Regions from separate parts of the Homo sapiens genome. Here all the other regions are linked to region 1. The links are chromatin contacts, found by Hi-C or POLR2A ChIA-PET in ENCODE. All regions are on one chromosome and are shown on one strand. The core of a region is the stretch at or near the end of the contact, and the rest is flanking DNA. Distances in the headings are between cores, read along the strand shown. Region 1 overlaps AKAP13 (A-kinase anchoring protein 13). Region 2 overlaps AKAP13 (A-kinase anchoring protein 13). Region 3 overlaps AKAP13 (A-kinase anchoring protein 13).

Region 1 (4,206 bases), core at 1,257-3,756:
CAAGGAATTTTAAGAGAGAAAATCCTACTTCTTCCTCACCCAGTAGCCAGTGAAATGACTGAGCAAATTCACAAGTTCACTGAGGCTGCTTTCATGTAACACAGGGACAATACATGACAGACACAGTGGAACCCTACAGGTTGCCTAGTATTTAAAGACTGTGAAGAGGAGGAAATGTCAAAATTCAAAGTCTTAAATGATGTGGTTTTAAGTATGTTCAGCAATTTCACCACTCAGTAGTAAAGCCAGCTACAGTTGAAAGGAATCAGAAATTTGAGGGGTGTGAAATAAGCAGAAGCACAGAAGTTAAGAATTTGTATTCTTCCCACATTTTCCACTTTATTTTATACTGATGAGAAAAAACAAATTTAATAGTTTTCTGCTGTATAAAAGAGACACATTCACTTTATGTCAAAATAAGAGTCACTCAATTTTAATACAACTATCTCAATTTATAAATTAACATTCTCCCCCACTGACCACACACAGTAAGTCTCTTCTGGTGTTGTTGATTAGAGAAGCAAAAGTTGCTGCTACAATTCTCTTCCTACATTTTAATATAAACAATCATCAGTCTTTTCTTCATAAAGTGCAGTGTGGACACCATCATCAGAATGTACCAGCGCTGGGTGTGCAAAGTTTACAAAGATCAGCAATAGCAAAAGTTTGGAGATTTTTGAAATTCATGCTGCTGCAAAGAACTATGTAAAAACCACTCACTATAGAGGACCACAGAGAAACTCAGGCATGAAGTTATATGGCTGTGTGATTGGTTTGGGAAAAGGAACAGAAAGCATTTCCACCAACCCGTATGTCTGAACAAATGACTGCAAAACCTCAGAAGCTACGAAAATGTTTATATACTAACCAAATACCTCTTAATAAGCCAGAGAAACAGTGTGTCTCCTTAGGACAGACGCGGTGGCACACGCCTGTAATCCCAGAATTTTGGGAGGTCAAGGCAGGCTGATCACTTCAGATAAGGAGTTTCAGACCATCCTGGCCAACATGGTGAAACTATACATGTCCCTACAAAAAATACAAAAATTAGCCGGGTGTGGTGGCGGGCACCTGTAATCCCAGTTTCTGGGGAGGCTGAGGCATGAGAATCGTTTGAACCTGGGAGGTGGAGGTTGCAGTGAGCCCAGATTGCACCACTGCACTCCAGCCTGGGCAACAAGAGAGAAACTCTGTCTCAAAAAAAAATAAGAAGAAAGAAATGGTGTGTCTCTATCCAACAGCTTTATACATCTCACAGATATTTTCAGCTTAACCCCCCCACCCCCACCACCTACATCTCAATACAGGAAAGTAATAGGGTGCCATACAATATTCTCTAGACAATAAATCAAATTCAATCCCAAGTCCTCTACAATTAACTGTATTACCTTGAGCAAGTCACTTAACTTGTCTGAATCTTCATCTCCTTATGTGCAGAAAGAGCATAATAATGCTTCCTATACTGTGGGGTTACTGGAAGAGATGATCCAGGTAAAGTATTAAAGCACACTGACAGGCACATAGCAGAAGCCAATGCTTCTCCCTCTTGCAGAGTTCCTGAGTCTCAATGGAGACTAACCCCACATAAGATACTTTGAAATCCATAAATGGCTAAATGAAAGGCTTCAGATACTCAGAGACGCCTTTCTGGTAACTTCTTAAAATACGCTGGTGGGTAAACTACAATTCTAAAATATAATACAATAATCATAGAAAAGAATCTGGAGGAACGAACACCAAAATGTTAAGTGTACATATCTCTGGAGATTACAGGAAATTTTCATCCCTAAATAATCTGTTTCTTAATTGTAACTATTCAAATAATGAACAGATATTACTTTTTAATCAGGAAGAAAACATTATACACAGCATGTCTGTTTTAAAGTCCCTTGTCATTCAATACATCACAACTGTACTGGAAATAAGTAAAAAGACACTGTTTCCTAAATGTGTAAAACTGAAGACATCCACAATCTTTACCAAAAGTCCCTAGAACCAATAAAAAAAAATTAAAATGAGAATGTATCCAGATGTACATTAACATCAATCAAATTCACTATTCTTTAGCCACACCTACACATGCTACAAGAGAAGCCTTTAACAAGCGCTCCACCATTAATGACATGTCCCTAAAAAGGGGGGTGGGGAGTCACAGGCCCAACATCATATAACAAACTGGAAACCCTTCTGTACCTGTTAACTTGGTGATCTCAGCATATTTTCTAAGGACCAGCTGTCCAGGTCTGACATACCTACCACATCAATTGACAGGGTTTTTGTCACTCTCAACAGGGAAGCTTCCAAATCCACAAAAAAATAGGAGGGGGCAGATCACCCCTACATCTGCTCCCAGTCCCAACAGGCAGACAGCAGCTGTCTGGGACTCAGCCAAGTATAAATAGAGCATTTTTACCTGCAGGGTACTTCCATGGCACAATGTGCTTCAAATGAATTTCCATGGCCAGGGATCCTGCTAAGACTGGGCTACAGTCAATCCTTCAAAACCCACAAAAATTTCGAGTGAGGGTTAACATGGAAATGACAATGCATACTTTGGATTCTTGTAAAAGAGTCAATGTTCAGCTCTTCCTCCAGGAAAATAACAGGATCCAAAAACTCTTTCCTTCAACCCACGGAGCCTGGGCTGGTGGCTATAAAAATGTTATGCCCTGGTTGGGGAGGCTGGGAATATGAGCTAGAAATTCTGAACAACGGAAGAAGACCAGGATACAAAAAGTAAATACGCTTTTCCTGTTGAAGATGCCAAGTTCTATCAAAAAAGTAAAATACCACATGGGCCAAATATATTTCCTGAATAAGGGACTGAGGAAGTCTTACAAGACCCTCATGAATGCTTTACTTTTGTTTGCAGCTACATTAATAATTGAGCAGTTAGTTTTAAGCAGCGATTCTTGAACCTTAGTACACATGAACATCAGTTTAAGGCCTTGTTAAATAAGGCTGATTCTCATTCCCAGGACCAGAAAGAGTAGAAATCGGGAGACCAAATCTGGTGATCCTTTGCTCTGGAATCATGACCCACACTTCGGGAAATGATGTTAAGACTCATAATATGTGTCTGATTCTCATACGGAACAGTTAGCCCTGCTCTGCCCCACTATCATATGATGGTACTTACTAGCCACCAAGACAAAACACAAAGCACTGAGCCCAAATGGGTAAGGCGAGGGGTTGGGAGTGGGACAAAGGAGGCAGGCATGACATGAAGGAAATGAAGAGTCTAACACAGGGTAACATTCAACAGTAAAACAAAAGAACATAGCAAATTAAAACAACAGCAACGACAAAACAGTAACACCCACGTTCACTCATTTAATTTATTCTTTATCAACGCTGGATTACCCAAAAGGCATAAATGATCCTGAGTTTGGGCCAAACACATGCACAAACACCAAATCAATGTAATTATCATGGAAAAAAAATCAGAACTCTTACAATAATGAAATACAAATAATTTAAAATAGTAAGTTAAATGTAGTTTTAAAAAATCAGAACTCTGACATCCTTATAATCATTTTAGAGTTTATTTGAAAGTTGTGTAGGAGAGTACACTATAATCTTTTCCGTGTTTAGGTTATCTTTTTCTTGACATATATTTATAATATGTGCCTGGCACATAAAAACTCAATAAAGGGAGATAATTTCACATTTCTGAGCCCCTAAAATATTACATGTACTAAGTTATTGAGCTTTAGCAATAAATAATATGTGGTTCCTACCACTTTAGTAAAGGGTCATATGTATGTAAACAGATATTACAGTATGATGAGCACAATAATAAAAATGTTACAAGGATCAGGAAGGAGCAATAAACTCTCTAGAAGATGGGGGGTCCAGACAGAGATTACTGGAAGAAGCAAACCATGGGGAAAGTTCCACCAAGTGGACACAGGAGGAGAAGCACAGGATAGAAGGAACAGCACGCGCCAGATATGACAGCACAGTGAGTAGCTGAGAACTACAAAGATGAATAGGAAGTGCACGCAGGGGATCGTGGGGAAGGAGTCACAAGAGGCATCCAGGTCAATCCACATACCTCAAAGTTGCCCAGCCTTAGAAACAGAGGCAGGGAGAGAGAAGAAAATACATAAACCACTGTGACACAGCTCCATACTAAAGAAATCTCAGCCATTATACAAGGGAAAAATAAATGTGTTGCAGCTAAATGGGGAAAAAAGAAATCAT
Region 2 (3,953 bases), core at 26-2,525, 160 kb before region 1:
AGAACTCTACTTGGAGGTTTTGGGGGAAGCAAATTCAAAAGGAACTGACAGTACAAGGTGATGACAAAACCAAAGAAACACTAATAGTTTTAGTCTCTATTAGTAAATAGTACACGGGCATCCAAAACGGGGACAGTCCTGTCGCTATGTGCCATCCAGACCACACCCTCGGGACTGTACTTGTTCCTAAATAACATCTCAAGTAGAACACTGATAAACAAAAATGTGTACGTAGTAATGGGGTCACGACAGTCAAACCGTCTGAGATACATACAGCTTGCCGAGGAGCTTGAAGAAAATGTGCCTAAAGACTGTCACAGATTCCCTCTGTACTGTTCCAGGGGCAAAGACCAGTGAGTGTGAGCTACAGAGCTTCACTAAAACGGGGCTTCTTAGCAATAGGTTGGGTGGCCTATAAAGTAATGACTATCACTTTACCAGAAGGGTTTTGGAACACAGAATGACTATGTCAAGATATTACAGAAAAGGTATCTGCACAGAGAGGGAAGTGAGGGTTGGACTACATAACTTCCAACGTCTCCTTTGATTATTAGATTTTATGCCTGGATGGTAATTATGTTGTCTCTGTGTGTTGAAAGTGGGAAGAAATAGTTCTTCTAATTAACAGTTAAGTAATTAGTGATAATCACTGAATTATTTGCGCTGGTAGCTTAGAGCAAGGGTCAAGGCTGCATTGCATTGCATTGGTATAGGTCATAAATCCCCTGCCAATAAAATTACTTTTTCTACTAGTTAAGCATCTGGCTAAATACTGGGGAGTAACCAAATAAAAAGAAATGTTTAGTGTTGGGGGGGAAGCAGTTTACTGTCTTGTAGCAGAAATGAACATATTAGAAGACAATTTCAACAAAGAATTACAAAAAAAAAAAATGCCATAGGAAGTGAGAGAGGGCTCATGGATGAATCTGAAAATCTTTCATTTAAAAAAAAAATCACCTTAGTCTGTTTCAGTCTTGGTTCAAACTATTTTGGAGTGTGTTAGTTCAATGGGAACAGCCCTGCCTTTAACAGACTGGAAACTATGGGTATTCTGGAGGTTTTTTTTTTTTCACGTTTCCTAGAGTATGTAGTAACCTAGGAGGAGTTGGTGGGTGTGATCTATTCCTTCTCCTTTCCCTGCTTGAAAAAATAAAAAAATGCCTTTCCATGGTTGAGGGAAAAATATGGGGGCTGGCCAAGAAAAGAAAGGGCTGTCACAGCAACTACGCTGAGCTGCTCGCTGTCCAGCTGGCCCTCTAACAGACCACGTCCAAATTCCAGACTGGAAAACAAACTAGCTCACGATATTCGAATGGAAAATTCATGGGGAAGATCCAGATTCAGCCCTGGGAGGAATACCTCACCCAGAAAATAAATTCAAGCCAGCACCACAAGGGATAACAAACCAAGTTTGGGACGAGAGTCTGCTCTGTGAGATAAAGCTGACTGTTGAGGAGGGAAAGAGGGAAAAGTACAGAAAGAAGGGCTAAGATGGAGAGAGAGGGACCGTAAACCATTATAACCCCCTAACGCCATGGGGCGGGGGGAGGTGGGGGGAATCCCTAAAGGCAGAGCTAATCCACACCCTGTGTCACATGAATTGGTAAGTTTTCAAAATTAATAAAATCTTTTCTTTCTTCCTATTTGTCCCCTTCCTACTGAATAAAGGGGAGCGGCATATCTAAGTGTAAACAAGAGTAAAGAGCTCTGGTTTTTTAGTTAGACTGATCAGGCTTAAATCTAGGTCTGACTACTTAATAGAAGAAAAATTCCAGGCAAGAAGTAATTTCACCCCTCTCAGTTGCCATTTCCATAACAGTGACAAGAGATGATTAGTACTTCCCTAAAGGAGTCATAGTGACAGGAATAATTTATACATACAGTAACCAGAACTCTGGTTTCCAGCACATAGCAGGTGTGTGATATATGTGTCTAATGAAGTTAAGGCTTCATTAACCTTTAATGTATGATTCAGTAAGTATCCAGATGACAGTACCTTAAAGGTGGACACAGGTAGGGCCAGTCCCATTTTATGACCCATATGTAAATCTGTCTGTAATTTTTGTGTACTGAGCTATTAGCTTTTCAGAAGCTAACATAATACAAACTTTTTAAAAGGTGTTATCTAGTCATTTAGGTTTAAAACAACATATATGCCAACAAACTGTTGTTGGGGAAGGGCAGGAAAACACACTGCTGAAATCCGGTGGGCTCTGTTATGTCACACTAATCATAATTCTATCTTGTAATTTATCCATTATTGAAGAGTATACAAAGTGATTTTAAAAGACAGTATCTTGGCCAGGCACGGTGGCTCATGCCTGTAATCCCTTTGTAAGCACTTTGGAAGGATGAGGGGGATGGATCACAAGGTCAGGAGATTGAGACCATCCTGGCTAATATGGTGAAACCCCATCTCTACTGAAAATACAAAAAAATTAGCCGGGTGTGGTGGCAGGCACCTGTAGTCCCAGCTACTCAGAAGGCTGAGGCAGGAGAATGGTGTGAACCTGGGAGGCGGAGCTTGCAGTGAGCCGAGATTGTGCCACTGCATTCCAGCCTGGGCGACAGAGCGAGACTCCGTTATTTATTTATTTATTTATTTATTTATTTATTTATTTATTTATTTATTTATTTATTTATTTGAGATGGAGTCTTGCTCCGTCGCCCAGGCTGGAGTGCAGTGGCATGATCTTGGCTCACTGCAACCTCCGCCTCCCAGGTTCAAGTGATTCTTCTGCCTCAGTCTCCCGAGTATCTGGGACTACAGAGGCGTGCCACCACACCCGGCTAATTTTTGTATTTTTAGTAGAGATGGGAGTTTCACCATACTGGCCAGGCTGGTCTTGAACTCCTGATCTCGTGATCTGCCCGCCTCGGCCTCCCCAAGTGTTGGGATTACAGGCGTGAGCCACCTCGCCCGGCCAAAAGACAATATCTTATTTGGTCTAATGCTATTGCTCTCTTGAGGAAGTGTGTATAAAGTAAAATACAGAAACCTGCAAAACAAAGTACCTGGGATTCACAAAAACACTATGCCTAAAATCAAAATCTCAGGTCTGAAGCTCAGTAGCATAATTCTGATCTGCAATTCTGTTAAATCGAGATTTTACAATAATTACTCTAAAAAGACTAAATTGCTTATGCTTGGGGTTAGGGTGTACAGTAGGTCTACAGAATTCAAAATTGTGTCCTGGGGAAAACATCCAGGGGTTCAAAAATTATTTCTCTAAATATAGAAATTAAACTATGATGTGTGGAGATCTTTCCTTCCTATGAATATTCAAACTGTGACCAACCTCATTTAACCTTTACTTGGCAGAAAGTCTCACTCTTGGGTGGTTTTAATTACACTTTTAGAAAAAGCCCCAAACAGTTTAAGGACCCAAAACACAGTAGTAAGTGGTACACGTTTAAGTAGAAGGTTCTAGGAGGCTACATGGGGGAAGTGTCAGCTAAATCTGTGAACAGGGCCAATCTTGTAAAACTTGGACCCTGAACACAACTATAGCATAATATCCTTAACTACTCTCAAAAAATGAGACAAAAATAGAGAAAAACACTTCTCATATTTGTTTTCAATATTTCCTTTGTAGTAAAGTTAGAGAGTTGACAATCAGTAGGAAACTGCTCTGGAGTTAGAGGATTCAAAACCATTTGTTTTTAAATTTAATACTACTGGAGGGTATCTACATGTAAACTATTTCTAAAAAGACCTGCAAATGAAGACTAGGTAATTTTTAAAGCTGGGCAGTAAAAATTGGGAAGGCAAACAGAGGCTTGCTGGGTAAAACAGACTAAAAAAACTCAGAATGCAAATTACTAGTATTCACTTAGCAGTCGTAGAACAGGCACAGGGATTACTCATCATGTCATCTGTACTACACCCTCAAAATGAGACAGGCTACTAACACTTTACAGATGGGAGGGAGACAACGGAGCACACAGACATT
Region 3 (4,006 bases), core at 38-2,537, 250 kb before region 1:
GAAAAATAATCAAGAATTTATCCTTTTATCTTTTCTTATATGTCACAAAAAAAGAGACAACTAGATATTTATGCCTCCTCAATGAAAGAACACAACACTATAAGGGCACAATTTACCAAAGAGATCAAGTCTGAGTAATTAATTACGCCTCTGAATCCAGCTGCAAATCTGAAGGAAACAGACAACAGGACTGTATGAATAAAATCCAAACTGTGGGAAACTCTCTAAGTCAAAAAGCTCAGATTGTTCAAAGATAAATTATATGGAAAAAAAAAGATGGTGGGGGGAACTGTAAATTAAGAATTTTAAGATGCATATCAAAAAACATAAGCAAATTAAACTATAATGTCTAGGAGTAGGCACTTAAGCCATAAAGATATATAAGTAAGTGATTAATGGCCGGGTGCAGTGGCTCACGCCTATAATATCAGCCCTTTGAGAGGCCAAGGTGGGTGGATAACTTGAGGTCAGGAGTTTGAGACCAGCTTGGCCAACATGGTGAAACCCTGTATCTGTGAAAAATACAAAAATTAGCTGGGTGTGGTGGTGCACATCTGTAGTCCCAAGCTACTTGGGTGGCTGAGACAAGAGAATCACTTGAACCCAGGAGGGGGAGGTTGCAGTGAGCCGAGGTTGCACCACTGCACTCCAGCCTGGGAAACAGAGCAGCAAGATCCTGCCAAAAAAAAAAAAAAAAAAAAAAAAGCATAAGTGACTAATTAAAAAACAGTCAGAATAACTGCTCCTTTTGGAGGGAGGGAGGTGTGATGGGGACAGAGCATGTGGAGGAAGGGGCTTCAGGGCCCCTTTAAGTTCTTGATGTGAGTAGTGGTTAAAAGGATATTCACCTGATAATTTACTATAGTGAAATATTTGTTTTGGGTAATTTTCTGCATTTGTGCTTTAAAGTAAAAAAGTAAAAACTGGCAGGTAATATTAGTGTGTAAACCACTCTGGGAGTAGATGAAGAGGGGGCAATGCTGAATGTTAATTACCCTCATTTATTGCACTTTTCATTAAAGGTCCTCCTTTGAGAGCCTCTTCTGTGTTGGAGCGGAAGAGAACTCTAGGGCTATGTGTTGGGGAGCAATCCTCTGGGAGAGGGGTGCTGCACTCAGCCATGTCCCGGAAAATCATCTCCTTCTCTTCCAACAAGAGTAGGATTTTTTGGTCCTTCTGGTGAAGTTGTTCTGCAGGAAGGAGAAAATGATCTGTGATTTGATTGGTGTTTAGTAATTACGAGAATGACTAAGACACGAGCACCACCTTGTGGTAATTTATGGAAAGTGACAAGACAGGACACCCTCCCCACCCACACTGCCTTTTCTTTTTCATCAAGACAGCAATATTGTTTCTGTTCTGTGATTTCTATCTGGAAAACCATTCTGGATCTTTCTGGCAAACCATGGAAATTGTGACATAACAAGTCTGCACTTTGCTTCCACTCCCGTGTCCCCTGTTTACTTCTCAGCCCACTACTCTCTAGCTTCTGTCCACTCTGCAACTGCTTTCCCAGCTCAACTTCATGACTGAATCCAATGAGGTCTTTTAGGTTGTTTTTTCCAGCATTGATGATTACTTCTTCCTTTAAAACATGTTTCCTTCTTTAGCTTTTAGGACACCAGTTCTCTTCCTACCATTCTTTCTCAGGACACTTTACAGATCTGCCATCTGCAATGGAATCTCTTATCTGGGCTCCTGTCTCAGCTCCATCCTGAGCTGTCTTCTTTTTTTTTTGTTTTTGTTTTTGTTTTTTGAGACGGAAAGTTTCGCTCCTATTGCCCAGACTGGAGTGCAATGGTGCACTCTTGGCTCACCGTAACCTCCACCTCCTGGGTTCAAGTGATTAAGCGATTCTCCTGCCTCAGCCTCCTAAGGAGCTGGGATTACAGGCATGTGCCACCACGCCTGGCTAATTTTGTATTTTTAGTAGAGATGGTGTTTCACCATGTTGGCCAGGCTGGTCTCGAACTCCAGACCTTGGGTGATCTGCCCGCCTTGGCCTCCCAAAGTGCTGGGATTACAGGTGTGAGCCACCGCACCTGGCCTGAGCTGTCTTCTTTACCTTACCCACTTTCCTCTTGAGGATCTCATTCATCCCCATGGCTTCAATGACCTTCTATATGCTGATAATTCATTAAACCATCAAAAACCCTCCCCTTTCTTAGCAGCAGACCATGGCGCCCACGTGGCCACCTCTACTGAGATGCCTTGTTCTCAGCACGTGAGAAACCAATCTTTTCTCCAGCCCACTACCTCCTCCCTTTAGTGTGGAATCTCTTTCTCAGTCAACAACTCTTCATCTTCCAGGTCACCTGATTTGGAAACCTGTGAGAGACTCTGTCTCCTTACTCTGTCCTACCACCAACCGACCAGACTCTTTTTTTTTGAGACAGAGTCTTGTTCAGCCACCCAGGCTGAAGTGAAGTGCAGTGGTGCTACCTCGGCTCACTGAAACCTCTACCTCCCTCTGCCTCCCGGGTTCAAGCGATTCTCCTGCCTCAGCCTCCTAAGTAGCTGGGATTACAGGCACGTGCCACCACGCCCAGCTAATTTTTGTATTTTTAGTAGAGATGGGGTTTCACCATGTTGGTCAGGCTGGTCTCGAACTCCTGACCTTGTGATCCGCCCGCCGTGGCCTCCCAAAGTGCTGGGATTACAGGCATGAGCCACCGAGCCTGGCCAACTGATCAGATTTTAATGACCTTATTTCTTACATCTCTTCCTTCTCCAGCTCATTCTCACTTAACCTATCCTAACAGTCTTCCAAATGGTCTTTGTACTTCCAGTGGCTTCCCATTCCCTCAAGCAACTCTCCTAACTATCTTCAACATGTTAAAAAAAAAAATTTTTTTTTTTAATTACATGAGTCCCTTGTTGCCTTTTAATACCTGGTGCATTTCCAGCTTAAGATCCCATCCCTTAGCCCTGACCCTCCAGACACACCGAACCTGTCATTCCTTGGCAGACATGTCAAGTCCTTTTTCACCTTTGCACATAACCACTCTTGTGTGCTGAGATAATTTTTTTCAGATGTAGCTCATGCACCAGCTTCTCTGTGAGACTTACTAGAGGCAGGATGAGCAGATCCCACACATGCTAATTGTGCCTGTGGTCTAATAAATCACTGTGTGGCCCATCATTGATGTATGTCTCCCCTGCTAGGGTGTGAGCTTCTCAAGGGCAAGGGCTCTTTTTAAGGAATCTTTGCATCTGTTGTACCTAGCAGTATGCCTAGCCAGGTACTTGACAAAATTTAAAGAAGGAAGATTTTTATCCTTGTCATCCTAATCATGGGCCAATAAATTTGCTATAACTCTGGCTCTGGTCTAAAGCTGTCCATATTTTTAATTTCCCCCTCAGTGAGACAGAATGCTATCATCTGTATGGCTTTAAGGCCTAACCAAACTCCTTAGGTGCTTACATTTATTTAACTCTAAGCCTTATTTCTATCCAAAGCATAGTCTTTACTTTGAAACATTCGATAAGCCACTGGCAAAGAGAAAAGAGCAACAGGCTTTGCTAAGACAGGGAATAGAATTCTGGCTTAGCCACTAACTACATACGTGAGTACCAGGCTTTGCTAAGACAGGGAATAGAATTCTGGCTTACCCACTAACTACACACGTTAACCCTGGGTAGCTTGTCCTCTGTGGGCCTCGACTGTCTCATCGGCACAATGGGGATTAGAATGCCTGTGTTGCAGGGATACTGACAAGACTACACAAAACAGTCAGCACTCAATAAATAAGGGTCAAACATAGATTGATACATACCCTGCTCCCAAAACTTCACCTCACAACTCATTTGTAAACATGCGGATAAGTGATAACGCTAGGGACTGGGGGAGGATTAAATCAGATTAACTGGAGAATTCTTTTCCCCAAATTCCTTTCTCTCCTTGTTTTAATCTTAGATGTGACTACAAATTTTGGCAAATTCGCCTGTGACAAAGTACAGAGAATGTCATGAGGTTTGAGAACACGGATCCTGAGTCAAGAGAATC

What was found. A loop is a pair of places that touch in the nucleus more often than their neighbours do. ChIA-PET counts read pairs that join two places held with the same protein, here RNA polymerase II (POLR2A). Pooled maps may share reads with other maps.
Region 2: a loop to region 1 is called in a map of esophagus muscularis mucosa, with 2.3 times the contacts of the local background. The contact joins two enhancer-like sites. A Hi-C loop is called at or near these places in 1 of 168 maps with a recorded cell type or tissue (esophagus muscularis mucosa) and 4 of 50 pooled maps. POLR2A ChIA-PET finds 5 or more read pairs at or near these places in 4 of 52 experiments (A673, MCF 10A, activated CD8-positive, alpha-beta memory T cell and 1 more).
Region 3: a loop to region 1 is called in a map of heart right ventricle, with 3 times the contacts of the local background. The contact joins two enhancer-like sites. A Hi-C loop is called at or near these places in 21 of 168 maps with a recorded cell type or tissue (A673, CD4-positive, alpha-beta T cell, CD4-positive, alpha-beta memory T cell and 17 more), 7 of 37 single-sample maps with no recorded cell type and 28 of 50 pooled maps. POLR2A ChIA-PET finds 5 or more read pairs at or near these places in 4 of 52 experiments (BJ, GM12878, OCI-LY7 and 1 more).

What each region holds. Positions count from the first base shown.
Region 1 is chr15:85,477,696-85,481,901 of GRCh38, reverse strand. All of the region lies in intron 1 of AKAP13 (A-kinase anchoring protein 13), which reads right to left. Among named protein-coding and RNA genes, the nearest start is that of AKAP13, 99 kb to the right of the region's middle. RefSeq lists an enhancer at 121-280 and a silencer at 815-864. Within about 2 kb of position 2,506, at least 4 of the 41 ENCODE cell types and tissues checked have a DNase peak (open chromatin) inside an H3K27ac peak, as active enhancers do.
Region 2 is chr15:85,640,138-85,644,090 of GRCh38, reverse strand. All of the region lies in intron 9 of AKAP13 (A-kinase anchoring protein 13), which reads right to left. Among named protein-coding and RNA genes, the nearest start is that of LINC02883, 120 kb to the left of the region's middle. Within about 2 kb of position 1,275, at least 16 of the 41 ENCODE cell types and tissues checked have a DNase peak (open chromatin) inside an H3K27ac peak, as active enhancers do.
Region 3 is chr15:85,727,697-85,731,702 of GRCh38, reverse strand. AKAP13 (A-kinase anchoring protein 13) reads right to left here. Exons shown (of 37, transcript NM_007200.5): 30 at 996-1,190. Among named protein-coding and RNA genes, the nearest start is that of LINC02883, 29 kb to the left of the region's middle. Within about 2 kb of position 1,287, at least 3 of the 41 ENCODE cell types and tissues checked have a DNase peak (open chromatin) inside an H3K27ac peak, as active enhancers do.